Linked DNA regions of Homo sapiens: region 2 is linked to region 1. Evidence: chromatin contacts called from ENCODE Hi-C or POLR2A ChIA-PET data. All regions are on one chromosome and are shown on one strand. The core of a region is the stretch at or near the end of the contact, and the rest is flanking DNA. Distances in the headings are between cores, read along the strand shown. Region 1 holds the start of KANSL2 (KAT8 regulatory NSL complex subunit 2). Region 2 holds the start of ZNF740 (zinc finger protein 740).

Evidence for each region. Hi-C counts contacts between places; a loop is a spot of excess contacts on that map. ChIA-PET counts read pairs that join two places held with the same protein, here RNA polymerase II (POLR2A). Pooled maps may share reads with other maps.
Region 2: a pooled map shows a loop between it and region 1 (7-fold over the local background). The contact joins the promoter of ZNF740 here to the promoter of KANSL2 in region 1. A Hi-C loop is called at or near these places in 1 of 50 pooled maps. POLR2A ChIA-PET finds 5 or more read pairs at or near these places in 2 of 52 experiments (H1 and activated T-cell).

The regions. Positions count from the first base shown.
Region 1 is chr12:48,679,482-48,685,728 of GRCh38, forward strand. It overlaps KANSL2 (KAT8 regulatory NSL complex subunit 2), which reads right to left and starts at 2,757. Exons shown (of 10, transcript NM_017822.4): 1 at 2,706-2,757; 2 at 1,901-2,160; 3 at 174-352. The coding sequence starts at 2,151. RefSeq lists an enhancer at 2,455-2,724 and silencers at 2,805-3,014, 3,055-3,104.
Region 2 is chr12:53,176,705-53,182,951 of GRCh38, forward strand. ZNF740 (zinc finger protein 740) reads left to right here and starts at 4,018. Exons shown (of 7, transcript NM_001004304.4): 1 at 4,018-4,133; 2 at 4,973-5,288. The coding sequence starts at 5,280. CSAD (cysteine sulfinic acid decarboxylase) reads right to left here and starts at 4,221. Exons shown (of 17, transcript NM_001244705.2): 1 at 4,028-4,221; 2 at 2,398-2,438. RefSeq lists an enhancer at 3,487-4,045 and silencers at 3,708-3,797, 4,088-4,387, 4,741-5,035.

The DNA.
Region 1 (6,247 bases), core at 1,507-4,006:
AACACAACTTCAAATTCAAAAGAACTGGTAAACAACAAAGCAATCCCAGCATTCTCACCAAATTCCTGATGAATTAACAATATTGCCAAATAGATCAAGGCATTGTGCTAACCCAAAATAGTTCCCCCTTAACTTTCTTCCTCCTTTTTCATTCCAGGAGAGAAGGTCCTTACCTAGTATTCGGCTGGCTTCACTGCGACTACTTTCTGGAGTCTGAGACCCCAGCTCTGTCTTAGCATATGAGCTCAGCTGGCACAGGAGTGTTTCACCCACAGGCCCTGGGTTGGTCTTCTTCATTTGAGCATGAAGTGCCAGGGCATTCCTACGGACATGTTCAGCACAGAAGGACACCCTGAAGAGACAAAACATTAATATTTTATAAGTTCCTTCTTGAAAGCGTTCAATAATGTTCACAGTCCCTAATCTTTAAATCATTTTTAGGGAATTAAAATGACTATTACATTCATTTCTAAAAATGCAAGTCAGAGGAATTTAACTGGCCCAAGGTCAACTCATTTGACTTTATTAAAGGGAAATAACAGGACGGATGAAGTGGTTCACCCTTGTAATCCCAGCACTTTGGGAGGCTGAGGCAAGGGATTGGGTCTTGCTCTGTTGCCCAGGCTAAAGTGCAGTGGTGCAATCATAGTTCACTGTAGCCTTAAACTGCTTGGTTCAAGCGATCCTCCTGCCTCAGCCTCAAAGTAGCTAGAACTATAGGCATGCACCACTGTGCCCAGCAAATTTTTTTTAGTTTTTTGTAGAAACGAAGTCTATGTTGCCAAGTCTGGTCTGGAACTCCCAGGCTCAAGTGATCCTCCCACCTCAGCCTCCCAAGTAGTGGGGACTACATGTCCACGCCACTATGCCCAGCGAGTTTTTTAATCTTCTGTAGAGACGGGGTCTCACTGTATTGCCTGGGTTGGTCTCCAACTCCTGGCCTCAAGTGATCCTCCTCCCGTGGCCTCCCAAAGTGCTGGGATTACAGGCATGAGCCACTGCGACCAGCCAGGGACACAATTTTAAAACTATAAGATACGTAAAAAATTATCTAGTCAGGTTATGTTTTTGCATGGATACCTTTGCATACATGATGAAAACTATGAAGCCTCTTACAGAAGAATACACACATATATAACTTTGCATGTTATTTAACAAAATTCATGGACAGCCAAATAGAGCCACACACCCCTCCATTAAGAAGAATTTTAGGGGCCAGGTGCGGTGGCTCACTCCTGTAATCCCAACACTCTGGGAGGCCGAGGCGGATGGATCACCTGAGGTCAGCAGTTCAAAACAAGCCTGGCCAACATGGTGAAACCCCGTCTCTACTAAAAAGTACAAAAATTAGCCGGGCATAGTGGCGCACGCCTTAAGTCCCAACTACTTAGGAGGCAGGAGAATCGCTTGAACCTGGAAGGAGGAGGTTGCAGTGAGCCGAGATCTCCACTGCACTCCAGCCTGGGGAATAAAGCAAGAATCTGTGCGCCGCCCCCCCGCCAAAAAATTAACTTTAGGGCCGGGCGCGGTCGCTCACGCCTGTAATCCCAGCACTCTGGGAGGCCGAGATGGGAGGATACCTTGAGGCCAGGAGTTTGAGACCGGCCTGGTCAAAATAGCAAGACCCCATCTCTCTTAAAAAAAAAAAAAAAAAAAAAAAGACTAATTTAGAATATGCCTTTATTTTACAGATAAGGGAAAAGAACCAAAGAGGTGAACTAAGTAATCCAACTCAAGGGTCTTTCCAGTCTTCACCGTTTTTTCAGTTTTCCAAGGATACAACCATAACCCCAAATTTACAAGGACAAAATCTCAAACGCGGCAGCTATGCTGAAGCCCGCATCATATCACATACCCCCTCGCTTTAAGAAAAACGACATATATATCTATACATATATACCCATCTTTCTTCTCTGGCTTTGGGGCAGCATTGGGACATCTTTTTCCATTCTTCGTCGATATATAACTACACTGCTTGAAGGGTGCATTCTTGTCTTCAAGGATATGCTTAATGCAAAACTCCTGCCCCTCCAGACGAGGGTGAGAGCATGGACGATGAGTGAATGCACAAGACAGAGGTTCCTGAGACCTGGGCACTGGAGTGATCCTCCCCCGATTGGTTGGCAAGACGTGAATCCGAATCCTGTTCATAACCAAAACCTGCGGGGTCAAACGAAAGACCAAAAAGCCCTTACCCTTCCCGAAAATTCCTGCTCCACACAGATCGCGCGGACAGTTTCCAAAGGACATGCAGAAGTCGTCCCCGTAAGGTACGCTCCGTAAGTCCCCGCCGCCCTCCCCAAGTCTCCACAGGCATCTGTGGCTTTGCCTCCCTTTAGCGTGTCCCTCCATGCCCGGCCCCACCCCGAACCACACCACGCTGAATGTATCTTCAGGACTCGCACAGCTGCAGCACGAAGGGAAGCGACAACACCAGCCCCACGCGGCGGCCACGCCGCCTCCCCGCACGCCGCCTTTGTCCCGGCCTGCCTCAGAGCGCACGACTGGGCCTGGCCTCGGAAGCCTATGCGAGCGCCATTTTGTCCTACGGCTCCAGTCACCGGAGATCCTGGCTCCTGGAAGCCTGCAGGAAGGAGACTGACTCTGACACTGCTTTGAGGCGGAGTAGCAGCTCTGAGCTGACAAAAAGAGCGAAATAGCAGCCCAACCGCAAGAGCTTAGAGGAAAGAGCACCGCCATCTTACCTCAGGAGCTGCGCTGCGCCGCACTCTGCCGCGCCGCTCGCCCTTCTCTAGTGGCGCCAGCGGCTCTCAGATCGGCCTCGCCCCTTTCCGGACTCCTGGCTACTCATTGGCTACCGCTCGTATGACAGGATGTCGCCATTGGCCGAGACCAACTACCTATCGTGTCTGGGAGGGCGGAGCGCTGAGAAAATGCGAGGTTGGGGTGGCTAAGACAGACTGTCTGTCAGCAACTCCGCCCGGAGGAGAGTGAGCCGGGGAAGGGGGCGGAGAGCGGGCTGCGGGGCGGGTTGCCAGCTAATATTTTTCCACCTTGCAGCGTGGCTCGTTTTCCGGCTACTTTTGGACCCTCAGTCTGTGGTCCTAGGCTGCTGTTCCCTCACCACTGTACACAGCTAGTATAAAATCAGACAGACAGGCCGGGCGCGGTGGCTCACGCCTGTAATCCCAACACTTTGGGAGGCTGAGGCTGGCAGATCACCTGAGGTCGGGAGCTCGAGTCCAGCCTGAGCAACATGGAGAAACGCCGTCTCTACTAAAAATACAAAATTAGCCGGGCGTGGTGGTGCACGCCTGTAATTCCAGCTACTCGGGAGGCTGAGACAGGAGAATCTCTTGAACCTGGGAGGCGGAGATTGCGGTGAGCCGATATCGCGCCATTGCACTCCAGCCTGGGCAACAAGAGCGAAACTCCGTCTCAAAAAAATATATAAATAAAAAATAAATCAGACAGAGGCTGGAGGATCACTGTTTACACATAAAAAGTCTTTAGCTTTCTTTTGTGAACAGTTCAATACATGTACTGAACATTTGGTATAGAGAACACTGAGAAACATTTTTTGGGTGTTTACTGATTCTGGGAATTACATGTATAAAGTCATTGAATTTTTCAAAGCAACCCTAAGAGGTACAGGTTAGTATTATGTCCATTTTACAGATAAGAGGACTGAGGAACAGAATGGGACCATAGCTATTAAATGGGAAAGGAAGACGAATTTGAACCCAGCCCGCATTCTTTATCCCTTATTGCCTCTTATATAGTAAAGAGCATTGGACTGAGAATAAGGAAATATTTGTTCTAGTTTAGGGCTGCTTCTCATAACTGTGTGCCCTGTCTTTAAAATTCCATGCTAAATAATGCAGGTATCATAAAAATGACAGACACAATACCAATCATACCATCCTTTAAGGATTTTTAGTTTAAAAGCATCTTTCTGTCATCTCCACCACTTGTAGAAATGATTCCTAGCTTTCTTCCCATAACCCTTCTAGACATTTTTTGCTTTCCAGCATCTCTTATCTCCTCACTGTCAGTTTAAGAAAGATGTTTTATCCATGCCTAACGAGCAAGTGAGCATGAGTCCCAGTGGAAGTGAACATAAAGATTCCACAGCCCTCAAGAAAAACACTAAGGCTGGGCGTCATGGTTCACCACTGTAATCCCAGCACTTTGAAAAGCTGAGGTGGGAAGATCACCTGAGCTCAGGAGTTCGATCCCAGCCTGGGCAATATGGAGACACCTCATCTCAAATAAATAAATAAATAAATAAATAAATAAATAAATAAATACACTATAGGACCGATAAATTATTAAAAAAAAAAAAAAACCTTGGGGGTTGTGCTGTTTCCAGAGACTAGAGCAGCCCTAGAAGAAGGCCTGAAATTCATTCATTCAACGAATATTTATTGAGCACCTAAGTGCCAGGAGAGAACAAGGAAGATAACCCTGCTCTCTTGGAGTGAACATTCTAGGATAGCTTTGGATTATGGATGCAATACAAACATAATATTAATAACAATGATTTATATACATAAGCAAACAGACCAACCCTCAGGAGTACGAAAAAAGATGTTTTGTTATAAACACCCTATAATTAAAAAACAGCCAGAGGCAGTCATGTCACAGAAAATTTGGGAATCCGAATCTGCAACCAAATGTAGTAATATCAAAAAGCAACATTAAAACTACTGTAGTGAACAATATGAAGAGACACAGGAATAGATGGGGAAGAAACAAAAGACTTTCTTTCAATGAATTTACTGAAGGTCTTAGTTGAAAAAAGAATCCTTCTTGTAAGTCCAAGACAGACAAAACATTACTATTTAGAACCACTTCTTTTTTTTTTTTTTTTTTTTAGCGGGAGTCTTGCTCTGTCGCCCCGGCTGGCTGGAGTGCAGTGGCGCGCGATCTCGGCTCACTGCAACCTCCGCCTCCTGGGTTCAAGGGATTCTTCTTCCTCAGCCTACCCCCCAAGTAACTGGGACAACAGGTGTGCGCCACCATGCTCGGCTAATTTTTTTATATTCTTAATAGAGACAGGGTTTCACCATATTGACCAGGCTGGTCTCCAACTCCTGACCTCGTGATCTGCCCACCTCAGGCTCCCAAAGTGCTGGGATTACAGGCGTGAGCCACCATGCCCGGCCTAGAACCACTTCTAAGTGAAAGGAGGGAGCAGATATTAAGAGCTCAAGATGTCAGCAAATTCTTTGTTCTGTTTAACAAAGTAGATGGCTTTTTTTTTTTTTTTGAGATGGAGTCTTGCTCTGTTGCCCAGGCTGGAGGTAGATGGTTATTTTTAATTCACTGAACACTTTGTAGCTATTGAAGAGGTTAAAGTAGACCAGAAGCTATTTGTAAATAGGGATTAGGAAACTAGAGTTTGGGGGGCTAATCCTAGAGAAAAGTGAGAAAAAAGATGAAAACGGCTGGGCGCAGTGGCTCACGCCTATAACCACAGCACTTTGAGAGGCCGAGGCGGGTGGATCACCTGAGGCGAGGAGTTCAAGACCAGCTTGGCCAACATGGTAAAACCCCATCTCTACTAAAAGTACAAAAACTAGCCAGGTGTGGTGGCATGTGCCTTAATCCCAGCTACTTGGGAGGCTGAGCAGGAGAATCATTTGAACCCAGGAGGCAGAGGGTGCAGTGAGCCAAGATTGTGCCACTGTACTCCAGCCTGGGTGACAGAGCAAGACTGTCTCCAAAAAAAAAAAAAAAAAGTTATCAAAGACCTTCACCTTGCTAATTCTAATGAAGTTTTCAGGCATCATCTTATTAGACCACTTTGCAATGTCTAACACACTTGGCCACTCCTCCTCCTTAGAACTCTATACTCTTTCTAGATCTCCATACTCTTCCTAGTTTCCCATCTACATCAGTCACCCACTCTCTGTCTCGTTTCTCTTTTCCCCAATTCTAAACACTGAACATTTCTATTTTCTACTACTACTTCCTTAGTTATCTCACTCTGTTTCATCCCATTCATAAGCTGTTATCTCCCAAATGCATATATCCAGCCTGGATCCCTCCTTTGAACTTGACTCTCTAGTCATCTGTCCAGTAGGCATCTCCACTTGGATGTCTAATTGGCATTTCAAATTTAATGTTAAAGCCAACCTCCCGCTACTCCCGTAGTCATCTCTACCTGAGTATATGACAACCCCAACCTTCCAGTTGGTCAGGACAAACACTGGGAGTTATCCTTCACTTCCTTCTCTTCCACCTCATAGCAAATCCTATTAGCTCCATCTTCAAGCTGTAT
Region 2 (6,247 bases), core at 2,768-5,267, 4.5 Mb after region 1:
CGAGACTCCATCTCAAAAAAAAAAAAAATATTTATTTATTATTTTAGAGAATAAGTTTTGCTGTATCACCCAGGCTGAAGTGCAGTAGCACAATCATGTCTTACTGCAGCTTCGAACTCTTGGGCTCAAACAATTCTCCCACCTCAGCCTCCTGAGTAGCTAGGACTACAGGCACATGCCAGCATGCCGGGTTAATTTTTTAATTTTTTGTAAACAGGGTCTCACTATGTTGCCCAGGCTGGTCTTAAACTCTTGGCTTCAAGCAATCCTCCCACCTCAGCCTCCCAAAGCACTGGGATTACAGGTGTGAGCCACCTCGCCTGGCCAAAATATAATGTTTTTATTGTGAATCAGATTATTTATTCTATGGTATTTTAGTGTTGGTTATATTCTTATATTTTATTTATATAATTTTTGTTTGTTAATCTGACATCTGGTCATGTTGCTGAACTCCATAGTTTTGATACATTGTCAATCGTTTCTCTTTGTAAGATGAATATATATGAAATCAAGGAGGCTTTAGGGTGGCCAGGAGCTCTCCTAAAATCTTAGTTTTAATAGTAAACATCCCTGGCTTGTTCCTAGCAAAGACAGAAATGTTTCAAATATTTTCCCATAAAGCATGACTTTTGTCTCAAAAGCTGAAAGATAAGTGAAAAAGAGAAAATATTTTAAATGCAGACGACAAAGAATAGTTATTATCCATAACACAGACAGGATTTCTACCATCAATAAGAAATATACAAATGATCTACCTTTTTTTAATGGGCAAAGGATATGAACAGACAGTTTACAAAAACAATTAAAATGGTCAAAGAGCAATAAAATAGTCCCACCTATTTGGAAGGCTGAAGTGGGAGGATCACTTGAGCTCACGAGTTGGAAACCAGCCTAAGGCAACAAAGCGTGGAGACCCATCTATTTATTTATTTATTTATTTATTTATTTTTTGAGACAGAGTTTCGCTCTTGTTGCCCAGGCTGGAGTGCAATGGCACAATATGGGCTCACTGCAACCCCCGCCTCCCGGGTTCAAGTGATTCTCCTGCCTCAGCCACCTGGTAACTGGGATTACAGGCACGTGCCACCAAGCCCAGCTAATTTTTTTGTATTTTTAGTAGAGATGGGGTTTCTCCATGTTGGCCCAGCTGGTCTCAAACTCCTGGCCTCAGGTGATCCGCCCACCTCGGTCTCCCAGAGTGCTGGGATTACAGGCGTGAGCCACCGTGCCTGTCCAGAGACCCATCTCTTAAAAAAAAAAAAGGCAATAAGAGAATATTAACTTCACTATTAATGACATGAAAATTAAAACAAATACTATTTTTCACCCATTAAACTAGTAACTGTATAAAAAATTCATAGCATACACTAAACATTGCCAAAGTTGTAGGAATAGGGAACATTCACACATGGTTCTGAGTAAACATGGGAGTTGTTACAAACTTTTACAATTCATTTTCACAGAATCTATTAAAATTTACATATCCGGCCAGGCATGGTGGCTCAATCCTGTAATCCTAGCACTCTAGGAGGCCGAGGCCAATGGATAGCTTGAGCCTAGGAATTCGAGACCAGCCTGGGCAACATGGCAAAACCCTGTCTCTACAAAAAACAAAAAAACAAAAAAAAAACTACAAAATTATCCAGGCACAGTTGCCCACATCTGTAGTCCCAACTACTTGGGAGGCTAAGATGGGAGGATTCCTTGAGCCCAGGAGGTTGAGGCTGCAGTGTGCCCTGACTGCACCATTGCACTCCAGCCTGGGCGACAGACCAAGACCCTATCTTTAAACAGAATGAAAATAGGGCCGGGTGTGGTGGCTCACACCTGGAATCCCAGCACTTTGGGAGGCCAAGGTGGGTAGATGACCTGAGGTCAGGAGTTCAAGACCAGCCTGACCAACATGGTGAAACTCCATCTCTACTAAAAAATACAAAAAAATTAGCCGGGCTGGCAGCAGGCGCCAGCTACTCAGGAGGCTAAGCCAGGAGAATTGCTTGAACCTGGGAGGTGGAGGTTGCAGTGAGCCAAGATTGTGCCATTGCACTCTAGCCTGGGTGACAGAGTGAGACTCCATCTCAAAAAAAAATAAAAATAAAAATAAATTTAAATAAAAGCACATATCCTATCTATAAATCCTTATAAATGCAAAAGGTAACTTTTTTTTCTTTTTTGAGACAGAGTTTCACTCTTATTGCCCAGGAAAGGCACGACTCTCGCCTCACCACAACTCCCGCCTCCCGGGTTCAAGTGATTCTCCTGACTCAGCCTCTCGAGTAGCTGGGATTACAGGCATGTGCCACCACGCCCGGCTAATTTTGTATTTTTAGAAGAGACGCGGTTTCTCCATGTTGGTCAGGCTGGTCTGGAACTCCCGACCTCAGATGATCCGCCCACCTCGGCTTCCCAACGTGCTGGGATTACAGGTGTGAGCCACCCTGCCCGGAGCAAAAAGATAACTATTTAAGGATGTTCATTATTGTATTGTTTATAAAGCAAAAAAATCTGAAACCTAAATGTTCATCAAGATGGGACAAGGCACACACATAAACTGGAATACTGTGCAACAGTTTTTTAAATGTTAGCTGACTCAGATGTCTAAAATACACTGTATGGCGCATTACAGGTGCTCAATAAATACTGGTTGAAAAGATTTTTGTATGAACACAGAAAAAAGCCTAAAAGCATATATACCAAACTGGTAAGAATGATTCCCTTCAGGAGCATGGGATAAGTAGAGGGGGAGAATAACCATTTTGTGTCTTTTATACTTTTGCGTTGTGTCGATTTGTAAAATAAGTAGGAGCTAATTTTCAAAAAAGATTTAAAAGACTTATTCCTGGTGATGTTTCTTTATCTCTCTCTTTCTCCATTTTGTCTCTATTTTAGAATGATCCTAAAACACAAAAAACGTACTTTCAATGGCCCAAATCATGGAGTGGCTCAGGGAAATGAAATCTGTCTACAAAAAAAAAAAAGTTGAGAATCCTTGTCTTTTTTTCATCATACAGTTTTTTTTTTCTTTTGGTATCACCATTACTTCTCCTAAAGTCACGACATAATATCACCTACAGCAGAAATGAGGACTTCAGTGGAATTGACATCTCCTTCCATCAAGCGCATTTGCAGTCCATCTTTAGCAGGACCTCTCTCTAATGGCTAAGGCTAGGCAGAAGAATTTGAAGACAGTCTGGTTTCCATTTTCCTAATGCAGCCTGGCCCAAGAGCCAGGACTCCCATAAGACTAGTCTACTGTGGGAGTCAGGGTCTTTTCCACGTGTGGAGGCTAGTGTTTGATGCTGGACGGCCTGGAGTAAAGGGCGAAGGGGAGAAGGTAACCAACCAGGCTGGCCTCGGGATTCGCAGAGGAGGGCTGGGGCTTTGACTTCTGCAGGGAGGTGAGCAGTGTGGCCAAGGGCTACTCAAGGAACGCCTCTGCGAGAATTCAGACTGTGGTTGAGCGCACAAAGCAAGAGTGTGCGAAGAAAAGTTAACGCCTCTCCCAGCTGACCCCAAAATCTGCTAATCTGGGCCTGACGGAAAAAATTCGGAGAAGAACCACCTCGGCCGAGTTACGTGAAAAGGCTGGGTACGAACTACTCTGGCTCTACTTGGGGCGCCGGCTCAGAGCGATGGGCAGGACGTCCGCGAGGAAGAAAGAGTGACGATGATTTTTCAAGGAGTCTGAACCAGCTCACCCAGCAAACCCTCCTCCCATCGAGCACCCAGCGTACAATCATCGAAGGGCCGAGGGTCCTGCCCTCAGTCTCGATGGCGGCCGGGGCGCGCCCCGGCCACGGCGCACGCGCCGGCCTCAGCGCTCCCTCCTCCATGCCCTCGGCGCACGGCGCCGCCCACTCACCCAGCTGCACCTCTCCGTGCGTCCCCAAGCTCACCCGCTCTGAGGCTGCCCCCGCTAGTCTAGCTGCCGAGCCCGGAAGTGGATGCAGCCGCTCGGCGGAGAGGACGAGGGGGAGGGGGAAGTGCTTCCGGGGAAACGGGCCGGGGTTGGTGTTTGTAAACTTGCCTCGGTCCCGGTGGGGGCAGCCGCGGCGGTGGGGTTGGCAGGGTGTGCTGGGGCCTGGAGGAGGCGCCGCGCGGCCAGGGAGCCAGCGGGAGGCCGCGCCTGGCAGGTAGGAGCAAGCCCCAAAGACCGCAGCGTCGTCCGTACAGACGGCAGCGCTTCAGTAGCTCGCAAGCCGTGGGGTGCCGCGCGGGAAGGGGGAGGGGAGGGGAGGAGGGGCGCGTGGCGAAGGGAGGGGGATCTCCGGGGGAGGGAGGGGAAAGGCCGTGCGCGCACACCGCCCCCTGCCCGCGCGTCCCGCCGCGTCCCCGGCCCGGGAGAGGGCTCTCGGAGGGGACGCGGGCGCGAGCACGCATCTCGCGCGCTTCTCGGCACTCTCCGGCTCTGCTCCCGGTTGGTGCAGCGGGTGCAGAGGCTGGCTGGCCGGAGCGAGGCGGGCGACACGCCGCGCCGGGCTTCGCCTGCCTGTCCTCCACCTCCGCAGCAAGTTTCCCTACCTTCGGGCGGACGGGGAGAACGCACACGTGTGGGCACTGCCAGTCCCGTTTCTGCCCGCCACCGAAGCACCCAGCGATGGCCCTTGAGCTTTCCTCCACCCTAGTCTTGCCGCCTCTGTAAAGTGCGAGCTTTTCGGGCCGGCCCACTGGGCACAAAAGCCCCAAAGGGTCTCCGCCCCCTTCTTCCATTCCTGAGATGGCAAATCCAAGCAACTTTCCTTTTGGCAGAGTTCCTCCATAGGAGGCCCCAATTACTTTTGCTCCTGTTGGCTTCCACTCCTTGCCCAGGAGACCAGTTCCTCCTATTGACCTAGAAAGAAAACTCTTCTTGACTCATGTCCTCGTTCTGAGCTTCACAGAGAGCGCCCAGCAAAAAAAAAATTCATATCGCACGTTGTAATGGCCTGAAGATGTTGCATTTAGCAGCCCCCCTCTTCCTTTCTGGTTTCAGGTTTCTGAAACAGATCGTGAGCTTCATCAAGAGAATTCAACTGGAAAACCAAGACTGGTAGACTCTCTTTTTCTTCAGACAATAGGCAGGAGCCAGGCAGAGTCCAGGGATTCTTGGAACACCTATCTTTTCTTCGGAGGACACTAAGTTCTATTTGAAGACAAAGTTCAATATGGCAACAGGACTGATGGGACACGAAGGAGTCGCTACCGTGATTTGGTGACAGTTCTTCAAAACGACAGTGTCTCAAGGAAAGGTGGACCTAGGAACTCCTGAACTTTTGGGTTGCCTTAAGTGAGAAATCAGCATGGCTCAGGTAAAAAGCTCTAGAGTCCTCCTCCAAGATAACTGGGAAGCCTGTTTGCAGTTTCACTCTTGAATGCTGCCTTAGTCAACATATTGACCAACCCCAGTGATCCAAGCTCTGTATTAAGCACCAGGGGGAGATCTAGAGGAAGGAAAGGAGACAGGCCACAGCCCCTGCCTTCAGGGAGCTTCCAGTCAAATGAAGGAGGTAGGCTATACTGCATCACAGGCACTGATGGGACATTTGCAAAGCAACGTGTACTCAGTTTACATTTGGTACATTAAGTGCTGAGGGGTGTAAGGGAGTGAATAGTACGGTGAATGCTTCTTTTGTTTTTTTCCAACAGGAATTTATTGAGTTCCTGTTGCATGCAAGGCATTGTGCTGGGAATACAAAGATGAATACGATTGTCCTTGTCCCCAGTGAGCTTCCAGGCTAGTTGGGGTCGGGAGAGGGATGGAAAGCCATTTATTTTTATATTCACAATGCCTTGTATAGTGGCTGGCTAGTAGTAGAGACTCTGAATCTGTTGATTGAGGAATGTGCAATAATAGGGGTATGTACATAGGAGAGAACAGTACTTCTGCTTGGATAGAAAAAGAAGATGGAGGTTGAAAGATGCATAGGATTTTGCTAAACAAGCGAGAAGGGTGTTTGGACAAAAGGAACAGCATGGGCAGGAGCTTAGAGTCATGGGAAAATGTGATGAGGTTCCGAGTACTGCAGGTTGTTTGATAGTTACGGAGTAAGGGATTTAAATGGGGATAGTTATGGAGGTAGTATTGACAGTGATAGGTGAGGAAGTTGTTCCCTGCAGTAAGCAGAGTGTAACCCAAAGGCCTTTTATGCCTCGCTAAGTTAAGCAGCAGAGTAGCATCAGATCAGTGTTATGTAGAAGGTCATTATTGTGGAGGTAGAGGATGGACTGGAGAGACAGAATGAGCAGATAGGCTGTTGTAGTCATCTGA